Linked DNA regions of Homo sapiens: region 2 is linked to region 1. Evidence: read pairs that join two places in POLR2A ChIA-PET (ENCODE). Cell type or tissue: HepG2. All regions are shown on one strand. Links, peaks and the distances in the headings refer to the core of each region. The heading gives the core; the rest is flanking DNA.

Region 1 (5,172 bases), core at 748-4,747:
TTTGTAAAGATGGGTTTTTACTATCTTGCCCAGGCTGCTCTTGATCACTTGAGCCACCCCTTGGCCTCCCAAAGTGCTGAAATACAGACCTGAGTACCTGGACTTCTCCCTATAATTCTTTTTTTTTTTTTTTTTTTTTTTTTTTTGAGATGGAGTCTAGCTTTCTGTCACCTGGGCTGGAGTGCAGTAGCACGATCTCAGCTCACTGCAACCTCCAACTCCCAAGTTCAAGCGATTCTCCTGCCTCAGCCTCCCTAGTAGCTGGGATTACAGACCCGCATCACCATGCCTAGCTAATTTTGTATTTTTAGTAGAGACAGGGTTTCGCCATGTTGGCCAGGAGTTCAAGGCTGCAGTGTGCTATGATTGCCACTATGAATAGCCACTGCCCTCCAGCCTGGGCAACATAGTGAGAGTCTCATCACTAAAAAAAAAAAAAAAAAAATATATATATATATATATATATTCTTTAAAAGTTTATTTTGTATAAATAATAATGAGACATAATTTCACCAGGCTGGTCTCCAACTCCTGAGCTCAAGTGCTGGGATTACAGGTGTGAGTCACCGTGTCCGGCCAGTTTTGTTTTTGTTTTTTTTTTTAATTTCAGACAGGGTCTTACTCTGTCGCCTGGATGGAGTACAGTGGCACAATCACTGTTCACCACCACCTCAACCTCCCAAGCTCAGGTGATCCTCCCACCTCAGCCCCCCAAGTAGTTGGAACTACAGGCACAGTGCCACTATGCTTGGCTAATTTTTATTTTTATTTATTTTTATTTTTGTAGATACCGGGTTTTGCCATATTGTCCAGACTGGTCTTGAACTTCTGAGCTCAAGCGATCTGCCCGCTTCGGCCTCCCAAAGTGTTGGGACTGCAGGCACTAGCCATCGCGCCTGGCCAGATAATGGTGATTTTTTTTCCTAAAGAAAAAAAGTCCAGGCCCATGTAGATTTTTTTCGTATTGAAGGGGGCCTGCCCCTCCACACCTGTTGGTATTTCTCGCAAGGTGGAGACAAGAGACTGAGAAAAGGAAATAAGACACAAAGTATAGAGGAAGAAAAGTGGGCCCAGGAGACGGGTGCTCAGCAAGTGAGGATCTGCACCGGCACTGGTCTCTGAGTTCCCTCAGTATTTATTGATCACTTTCTCTACTATCTGGGCAAGGGGGATGTGGCAGGACTATAGGGTAATGGTAGGGAGAGGGTCAGCAGGAAAATGTGAGCAAAGGACGCTATGTCACAAATAAGTTTAAGGAACGGTGCTGTGCCTGGATGTGCATGTAGGCCAGATTTATGTTTCACTTTACACAAACATCTCAGTGCAGTATTGCCGCCAGCATGTCTCACCTCCAGCCATAAGGCGGTTTTCTCCTATCTCAGTAAATAGAATGTGCAATCGGGTTTTACACCAAGACATTCCATTCCCAGGGATGAGCAGGAGACAGATGCTTTCCTCTTATCTCAACTGCAAAGAGGCCTTCCTCTTTCACTAATCCTCCTCAGCACAGACCCTTTACGGGTGTCAGGCTGGGGGACAGTAAGGTCTTTCCCTTCCCACAAGGCCATATCTCAGGCTGTCTCAGTGGGGGGAAACCTTGGACAATACCCGGGCTTTCTTGGGCAGAGGTGCCTGCGGCCTTCCACAGTGCACTGTGTCCCTGGGTAACCGAGAATGGAGCATGGCGATGCCTTTTACCAAGCATACTGCCTGCAAACACATTTTTAACAAAGCACATCCTGCACAGCCCTAAATCCATTAAACCTTGAGTCAACACAGCACATGTTTTTGCAAGCACAGGGTTGGGGCTAAGGTTACAGATTAACAGCATCTCAAAGCAGAAGAATTTTTCTAAGTACAGATCAAAATGGAGTTTCTTGTGTCTTCCTTTTTCTACATAGACACAGTAACAGTCTGATCTCTCTTTTCCCCACAAGTAACAGTCTGATCTCTCTTTCTTTTCCCCCGCACATATACTGACCTAACCATAAGAAGTCAGTGAGACTGGGAAATATGCATCATTGATGCAGCCTCACAATACCCCGGCCCCATCTGTTCTCTCACTACTGAGACCCCACCCTGTCTCCCCCTTCACCGAGATTTTTTTTTTTTTTTTTTTTTGAGACGGAGTCTCGCTCTATCACCAGGCTGGAGTGGCCCGATCTCGGCTCACTGCAACTTCCGCCTCCCAGGTTCAAGCGATTCTCCTGCCTCAGCCTCCCCAGTAGCTGGGACTACAGGCGCCTGCCAGCATGCCCAGCTAATTTTTGTATTTTTAGTAGAGATGGGGTTTCACCATGTTGGCCAGTATGGTCTTAATCGATTGCCCTCGTGATCCGCCTGCGTCAGCCTCCCAGTCTGTCCCCTCACCACTACTCTCTTTCACGGAGACCCCACCCCCATCTCTCCCTTCACCGACTCCCCGCCCCCGTCTCTCGCTCACGGAGTCCCCGCCCCTGTCTCAACCAAGACCGAGTCCCCGCCCCCATCTCTCCCTCGCCGAGTCGCCGCCCGCGTCTCTCCCTCACCCAGACCCCGCCCCATCTCTCCCTCACCGAGACCCCGCCCCATCTCCCCCTCACCGAGACTCCGCCCCCGTCTCTCCCTCACCCAGACCCCGCCCCCATCTCCCTCTCACCGAGTCCCCGCCCCCATCTCTCCCTCACCAAGACCTTGCCCCCATCTCCCCCTCACCGAGGCTCCGCCCCCGTCTCACCCTCACCGAGACCCCACCCCCATCTCGCCCTTCACCCAGTCCCCGCTCCCATCTCTCCCTCACCGAGACCCCGCCCCCGTCTGCCTCCCTCCGGGTGGCTAAGCCGCACCTGAAGCCGCACCTGGTCGCAGAGGCTACTGCTGGGGAAACCGTTGGGCCAGCGGCGGCTAAAGGGCAGGAGGCGCCGCTGTGGCCACGCGCACTTCTGATTCCGCTCCAGGGTTTCAGAAGGAACTGAGGGCTCTGGACCCGGCCTCGGAGGCCTGAGGAGTTGGGAGGGGCGGCGGCCGCGTCCTCCGCAACTCTGGGGAGAAGTCTTAGTTTCCGCGCAGCCAAACGCGATTGGACCCCGCCCTCCGGCTTCACTGGGGACCGTGGGGGCGGAACCCGGCGGGAGGACGTATGGGGGGCTGGACCATGATGGAGGGAGTCGGTTGGGCTGGACCTCGAAATGCCTCTGCTCGCTTTCCTCTGCGCTTATGCCGCCATGTACGAGTATGCGCTGTTTCCAGGTGGTTTGTTATACAGCAGTAGATAACTGATACATCCCTTTTCACTAATATTTTTATTTCCTAATACAATTTTTAAATAATTTTTTATTTTATACCAAAAATAATAGTGAAGAGGGTTTTTTTAAGGTCAGGATCTCCCTCTGTTGCCCAGGCTGGAGTGAGTGGCGCAATCATGGCTCCCGCCCCCGTCTGTCCCTCACCGGGTGCCCGCCCCCATGTCCCCCTCACCGAGACCCTCACCACTGCAGCCTCCAACCCCTGGGCTAAAGTGACCCTCCGGCCTCAATTCCTCTAGTAGGTGGGACTACAGGCTCGTGACACCACAGCAGGCTAATTTTTTGTGGAGATAGCGGTTGCACTATATTGCCCAGGTTGGTCTTGAACTCCTGGGCTCAAGGGATTCTCCTACCTCAACCTCCCAGTTTGTAATCAGTCTTCAAAGTGTTGGGATTACAGACGTGAGCCACCGCTCCAGGCCTGGTTTTTCCACATGGATTATGTACATGTGGCTTCTCACCACGTTGAGTCGATGCCTGTCAATTAAGGGATAACTAATCAACTGAAGACTTTGTCACTCTTATTGCACTCATAGGGATTCTCCCCCATGGAAAGTCTGTCTTGACAAGCAAGCAAGTGCATTGCTACATTAGAAGCTGCTGCCATTTAGGTTGGGTGTGGTGGCTCATGCCTATAATCCCAGCACATTTGGAGGCCGAAGTGGGCGGATCAGTTGTGGTCAGGAGTTTGAGACCAGCATGGCCAACATGGTGAAAACTCATCTCTACTAAAAATGCAAAGATTAGCCGGGCGTGGTGGTATATGCCTGTAATCCCAGCTACTTGGGAGGCTGATGTGGGAGAATCGCCTGAACCCGGGAGGAGAAGATTGCAGGAGCCGAGATCATGCCACTGCAACCCAGCCTGGGTGACAGAGCAAGACGCGAGACTCTGTCGCAAAAAAAAAAAAAAAATTGCTGCCATTTTCAGAGCACCTAGACTGCTTCTGCCTTGTCTGAATTCCTTCAAATTGAGTACGATGAATGCTTTGCCATAGGTTCCATTATAGTCATGACATTCATAAGGCTTTTCATACACAGATATTTTATTCTGATAGTCATCTAAACAAAAACTGAATTCTGTGTAAATATTCAACATGCGAGTCTCATTTATGGACGACGTGCCTACTTGTGAGACCTCTCTGTGAGTAAGCATATTTTGAATAGGTTTAGAATGTTCCCCAAGTTCATGAAACTCAGAAACTCTCTCCTGAAGGGTGGCTTCTCTTGGGCATAGACAAGGAGAACCTTGTCTCCAGGTTCTTCCCATTGTGGGGTGGCTCTTCCATCTCATGGCCTCCCTGACTCGTGCTGCGGAGAACCGGCAATCATCCTCCTGCATCTTACTCTCTTCCGGCCAGCAGATTGTTTTCCCCAACTTTATTCCGCTTTGCAGCTATCTTTTTGGTGCTACATGGTCTTCTGGTCTGAAATGAATTGGGAAAAGAAGTAAATCAGGTTTTTGTTTTTGTTTTTGTTTTTTGTTTTTTGTTTTTGAGACAGAGTCTTGCTCTGTCGCCAGGCTGGAGTGCAGTGGCGCGATCTCGGCTCACTGCAACCGACTCCCAGGTTCAAGCAATTCTCCTGCCTCAGCCTCCCAAATAGCTGGGACTACAGGCGCGTGCCACCACGACCAGATAATTTTTTGTATTTTTAGTAGAGACCAGGTTTTACCATGTTGGCCAGCATGTTCTCCATCTCCTGACCTCATGATCCGTCGGCCTCAGCCTCCCAGAGCGCTGGGATTACAGGTGTGAGCCACCTCGCCTGACCATCAGTTTGTTTTTTGTTTGTTTTTTTGAGACAGTGTCTCACTCTGTCACCCAGGCTGGAGTGCAGTGGTGCGATCACAACTCACTACAGCCTCAAACTCCTGGGCTCAAGTTATC
Region 2 (5,172 bases), core at 380-4,379, 620 kb before region 1:
GCAGTTCTCCTATGATTGGCCAGGGTTTTGATTCTGTTTTGTTTTTTTGCATTTTCAAATTAAGGGTAGATGATTCTGAGGGTCTTGCTCCAGCTCTGTCTCAGGCCCCCCCACCAGCTATCCCTCTTTCTTGCAGTTTACCTAACAGAGCCTTGGGGTGGGCATGTGTGGGACCGTGGTGCTAAGATTTAATGCTTTTTCTCATTTTACTCATAGTTATGTTGCAATTTTGGCATTCTCTATGTCTTAAAGGCAGTGTTGAAGGTATAGTTTTGTGTAGAAGATTCATAGGTGTGGAGTTACTTCACAGCATTTGAAAGGGGATTTGGGGAGGTTGCTTACCACTCACTGGCCATTGTTTTTAGTTACCTGGAAGTCTCCTCACCTTAGTTTTTGGAGATACTTTGGCTGAATATGTTATTTTATTTTATTTTAATTTATTTTTTGAGACAGAGTGTCGCCCAGGCTGGAGTGCAGTGGCATGATCTCAGCTCACTACAACCTCCACCTCCCAGGTTCAAACGATCTTGTGCCTTAGCCACCTGAGTAGCTGGGATTATAGGTTTGCACCACCATGCCTGGCAAATTTTTGTATTTTTAGTAAAGTTGAGGTTCCATCACGTTAGCCAGGCTGGTCTTGAACTCCTGACCTCAGGTGATCTGCCTGCCTCAGCCTCCCAAGGTGCTGGGATTACAGGTGTGAGCCACCGCGCCTGGTCTGGATATGCTTTAAAGGGGTCATTTCTTTGTCTTCTGGCCTCCATTGTTGCTGACTAAAAGTTAGCGTTATTCTTAACATTATTCCCCTGTAAGTAATGTAAGTAATGTGTTGCTTGTCACTGGCTCCTCTTCAGATAATTATCTTGGGTTTTCAACAGTTTGACTCTGTGTCTTGGTGCAGTTTCCTGTGCATTTACTCTGCTTGGGGATCCTTCAGATTCTTAGATACGTGAGTCACTGTCTTTCACAAGGAAGTATTTGGCCATTATTTCTTCATAATTTTTTAATTGTGGTAAAATAAACATAACATGAAATTCACTGGGTTTTTTTGTTTGTTTGTTTTTGTTTTTTGAGGCAGAGTCTCGTTCTGTTGCCCAAGCTGGAGTCCAGTGGTGCAATCTTGGCTCACTGCAACCTCCACATCCTGGGTTCAAGCAATTCTCCTGCCTCAGCCTCCTGAGTAGCTGGGACTATAGGTGCGCACCACCATGCCCAGCTAATATTTGTATTTTTAGTAGAAATGGAGTTTCACCATGTTGGCCAGGATGGTCTTGATCTCTTGACCTCATGATCCACCTGCCTCGGCCTCCCAAAGTGCTAGGATTACATGTGTGAGCCACCGCGCACAGCCCCATTTTAATCATTTTTTAGGTGTACTGTTCGGTGGCATTAAGTACATTGACAATATTGGCTACCACCACTATCCATTTTCAGATCTTTCTCTTCATTCCAAAAAATTATGTACCCATTAAGCAATCACTCCTCAACACTTCTATCTTCAGCCCCTGGTAACTTGTAGGTAGTGTCCATGAATTTTGTCAGAAGTAGAATAATAAAATACGTTGTTTTGTGTGCGTCTGCCTTATTTCATTAAAAGTAATGTTTTCAAGGCTTATCCATGTTGTAGCATGTATCAGAATTTCATTCCCTTTTATGGCTTAATAAATTCTGTTGCATGTATGTGTCACGTTTTATTCATTCATCTATTGATGAACATTTGGGCTGTTTCTACCTCTTGGCTATTGTGAATCATACTGATATTGATGATTTTTTTTTCTTTTTTCTTGAGATGCAGTCTTGCTCTGTTGCCCAGGCTGGAGTGCAGTGGCGCGATCTGGGCTCACTGCAACCTCTGCCTCCTGGATTCAAGCAATTATCCTGCCTCAGCCTCCAAAGTAGCTGGGTACTCGCCGAGTAGCCTGCCACCATGCCCGGCTAATTTTTGTATTTTTAGTAGAAACGGAGTTTTACCATGTTGGTCAGGCTGGTCTTGAACTCCTGACCTCAGGTGATATGCCCGCCTCAGCCTCCCAAAGTGTTGGGATTACAGGTGTGAGCCACTGCGCCCAGCCTGAAGACAGCATTCTTAGCATGAAGGATGCAAAGTTGAGGCAAAGGAGATCTATCCAAACCAACCTCATTACACTACGGCTTCTGAGCCACTTCTCTACCTGATTAACCACCCTAGCCCACACCCTTGGTTTTATCCCATTAGCGCAGTTTACTTGTCTGTCCAATTCAGTTTATAAGTGTTTGGCTCTTAACTGCTTTTCTGGCTTGTTTCCTTATGAGGAACCCCATGCCACATAAAACTTTCATTAAACAAATACATGTGTATGCTTTAATCTTGTTAACCTAATCGTATGTCGGTGTAATTATCAGGCCCAGCAAGGATCCTAAGATGATGAAGGTGAAATCTTGTTGCCCCTACAATATGGACATTGGATGCAAGTGTCTGTGTGAGTTCCTGCTTTCAATTCTCAGGAATTTTCCGAAGTTGTTTTCTTCCTCATTTTCTCCTTTTGGGACTCCAGCTGCGCCACAGGACTCTGAAGTTCCTGTTTCATTTTTCTAATGTGTTTGTTTTCCAGTTTGTATGACTTCTACTGATATATCTTAAAGTTCACTAACTCTTCTGTCCTCTTCATCTGTGGAATCCATTTAGTGACTCCTTAAAATCCAGATGTCTGAGGTCCTTAGGAAAACAGGTGCTTCTCCCTGTTGTAGCTTGAATTTGCTCTGAATGTGGTGGTCCCCTAAGCCAATAACACAATGCCTCCTGGCCTGCCCTGGCCACCCAGGGAGGAATGAAGGGAGAGGTAGGTGTAGTGGTAATAAGCCTTGCTGTGCACAGCTTTGTGTAATAACTGAAAAGGGTGATGTGTTTTCCTGCTCCCATCCCCAAGCCTGATTTCTTCAAGATGCAGTAACTGGGACGGGTGCAGTGGCTCATGTCTGTAATCCCAGCACTTTGGGAGGCCAAGGAGGGAGGATCACGAGGCCAAGAGTTCGAGATCAGCCTGACCAACATAGTGAAACCTCATTTCTACTAAAAATACAAAAGTTAGCCGGGCGTGGTGGCGCGTGCCTGTAGTCCCGGCTACTGGGAAGCTGAGGCAGGACAATTGCTCGAACCCGGGAGGCAGAGGTTGCAGTGAGCCGAGATCACACCACTGCACTCCAGCCTGAGCGAAAGAGTGAGACTCGGTCAAAAAAAAAAACAAACATGTAGTAACTGACACCCCCCACACATGCCCTCCCCTCCACCTCCTGTTATTTCATTAGAAACCCTGCCAAGGAACAAGGAAATCCTACAAAGAAGGTGTCTCAGGTACCCATCAGCAGCCATGCAGTGATGACAAGTGGGTCTGATGCCATTAAAAGGTTGTTTTCAAACCACCTTCTGTTGCAAGCAGAACCCAATTGCACAGGAATCCAAGCTCCATGATGGAGCTTTGGCCATTGTTTTTAGTTACCAGGAAGGAAAATGGCAAGATTGAGATTAAGCCTGGAGGCCCGGCGGGGACCTCATGGCTGTGAAGACCCTGGACTCCTGTGTTGCTGGAGATAGTGTTTGTGCTCTCACATGGTCTGCTCAGCCGTCTTTCTGCCATTCAGCACAACGGAAGGACCTAGTGTGTTTCCAGGGTGGGAGCCTACGAGTGGTGGACTCTGACTTTGACATTCGGGACAGATTTATTCCTTAATTTTCTTCCTTACATACTTGGTTCATCTGAGGGCCTCAGACTCCCTCTCCAACAGCCTTCTACCCTCTCCCATTTCCACATTTTCATTTTTGAGCTTCCTTAGCTAAGTGGTTTTACTTTCTTCCCTTTCCATCTCTCTCTCTCTCTTTATATTTCTTTCTCTAGATTTTTAAAATTCTGTCTCTCTCTTTTCTCCAATTTCTCCATTTCCCTCTTTTTTTTTTTTTTTTTTTTTTTTTTTTCTTTTTCTAAGTCAGGGCCTGACTCTGTCGCCCAGGCCAAGTGCAATGGCATGATCTCAGCTCACTGCAACCTCCACTTCCCAGGTTCAAGGGATTCTCTTGCCTCACCCTCCAAAGTAGCTGGGATTACAGGCACACACCACCACACCCAGGTAATTTTTTGCATTTTTAGTAGAGACAAGGCTTCACCATGTTGGCCAGACTGATCTCGAACTCCTGACCGCAAGTGATCCTCTCCCATTTTGGCCTCCCAAAATGCTGGGATTACAGGCGTGAGCCACTGCGCCTGGCCTTACATTGTTATTCTGCACACATTGGCCATTGCGGGCATCGTTCCTTACCTGAGTGAACACATCCATGCATTCCTAATATGTGTGTCCTGGGAAACCTGGGTTTGGAGTTTGGAGTTTGGAGTAGAGAGGCCAAGGGTTTGCAGTCAGGCAGGTTACTTGCAAAATATTTACGTATCAGTCAGATACATTGGCTCATGCTTGTAATCCCAGCAGTTTGGGAGGCTGAGGCTGGGGGATCACATGAGGTCAGGAGTTGGAGACCAGCCTGGACAACATGGTGAAATCCCGTCTCTACTAAAAGTACAAAAAAATTAGCTGGGCATGGTGGTGCATATCTGTATTCCCAGCTACCTGGGAGGCTGAGGCAGGAGAATCACGTGAACCAGGGAGGCGGAGGTTGCAGTGAGCCGAGATTTTGCCACTGCACTCCAGCCTTGGTGACACAGCGAGACTGTGTCTCAAAAAAAAACAAAAACAAAACAAAAAAAAATTATATATATATATATATATATATATATTATGTATTGTGCTAAGTTTCTTCTTTGTAAAAGCCCTTGGGGGACTGTTAAGTGTGTGTCTCAGCTTGGATTTGGGTTTTTTTAGACCAGAGATCCCTGGTCCCTTTGGAGGTGTGAGTATGAGGGTATTTGTGTCTCTTGAGAAGGTCTAAGAGTTGCCATCAGTTTGGTGGCAGGGTATGTTGTACTTAGAGATCTTGTCAGAATGGATAACTCATTTTACCTCCATCACTTACGAAATGACTTTTATCAGCTACATTAAAATGCTAGCAATGTCATACTACATTCTCATAAATACTGGGAATTAACTAATGACTTTCTTGTCCAGGTATTTATAGGCTTTGGCAAGGCAGCAGTACACAAAACTGGTCCCATTCATAGTAATCTTGACGTTAAACTTTGGAGCCAGAGT

What was found. ChIA-PET counts read pairs that join two places held together with the same protein. Peaks named below come from ENCODE experiments on the same cell type or tissue, not always from the same donor. Only the 100,000 strongest peaks of a DNase experiment are listed, where the experiment ranks them.
Region 2: POLR2A ChIA-PET joins it to region 1 with 8 read pairs; 2 of 35 experiments call an interaction of 5 or more read pairs at or near these places.

The regions. Positions count from the first base shown.
Region 1 is chr19:9,783,101-9,788,272 of GRCh38, forward strand. It overlaps LOC100505555 (a long non-coding RNA gene), which reads right to left. Exons shown (of 2, transcript NR_148545.1): 2 at 4,306-4,710. It also overlaps a transcript of ZNF846 not described here. Among named protein-coding and RNA genes, the nearest start is that of ZNF846, 17 kb to the left of the region's middle. RefSeq lists enhancers at 1,045-1,876, 1,877-2,708 and a silencer at 2,532-2,761. In HepG2, for the core only: no CTCF peak of the experiment used is centred there; DNase peaks (open chromatin) are centred at 1,781, 2,611 and 3,101; H3K4me3 peaks cover 2,565 bases.
Region 2 is chr19:9,164,533-9,169,704 of GRCh38, forward strand. No RefSeq gene overlaps it. Among named protein-coding and RNA genes, the nearest start is that of OR7D2, 12 kb to the right of the region's middle. In HepG2, for the core only: no CTCF peak of the experiment used is centred there; no DNase peak of the experiment used is centred there.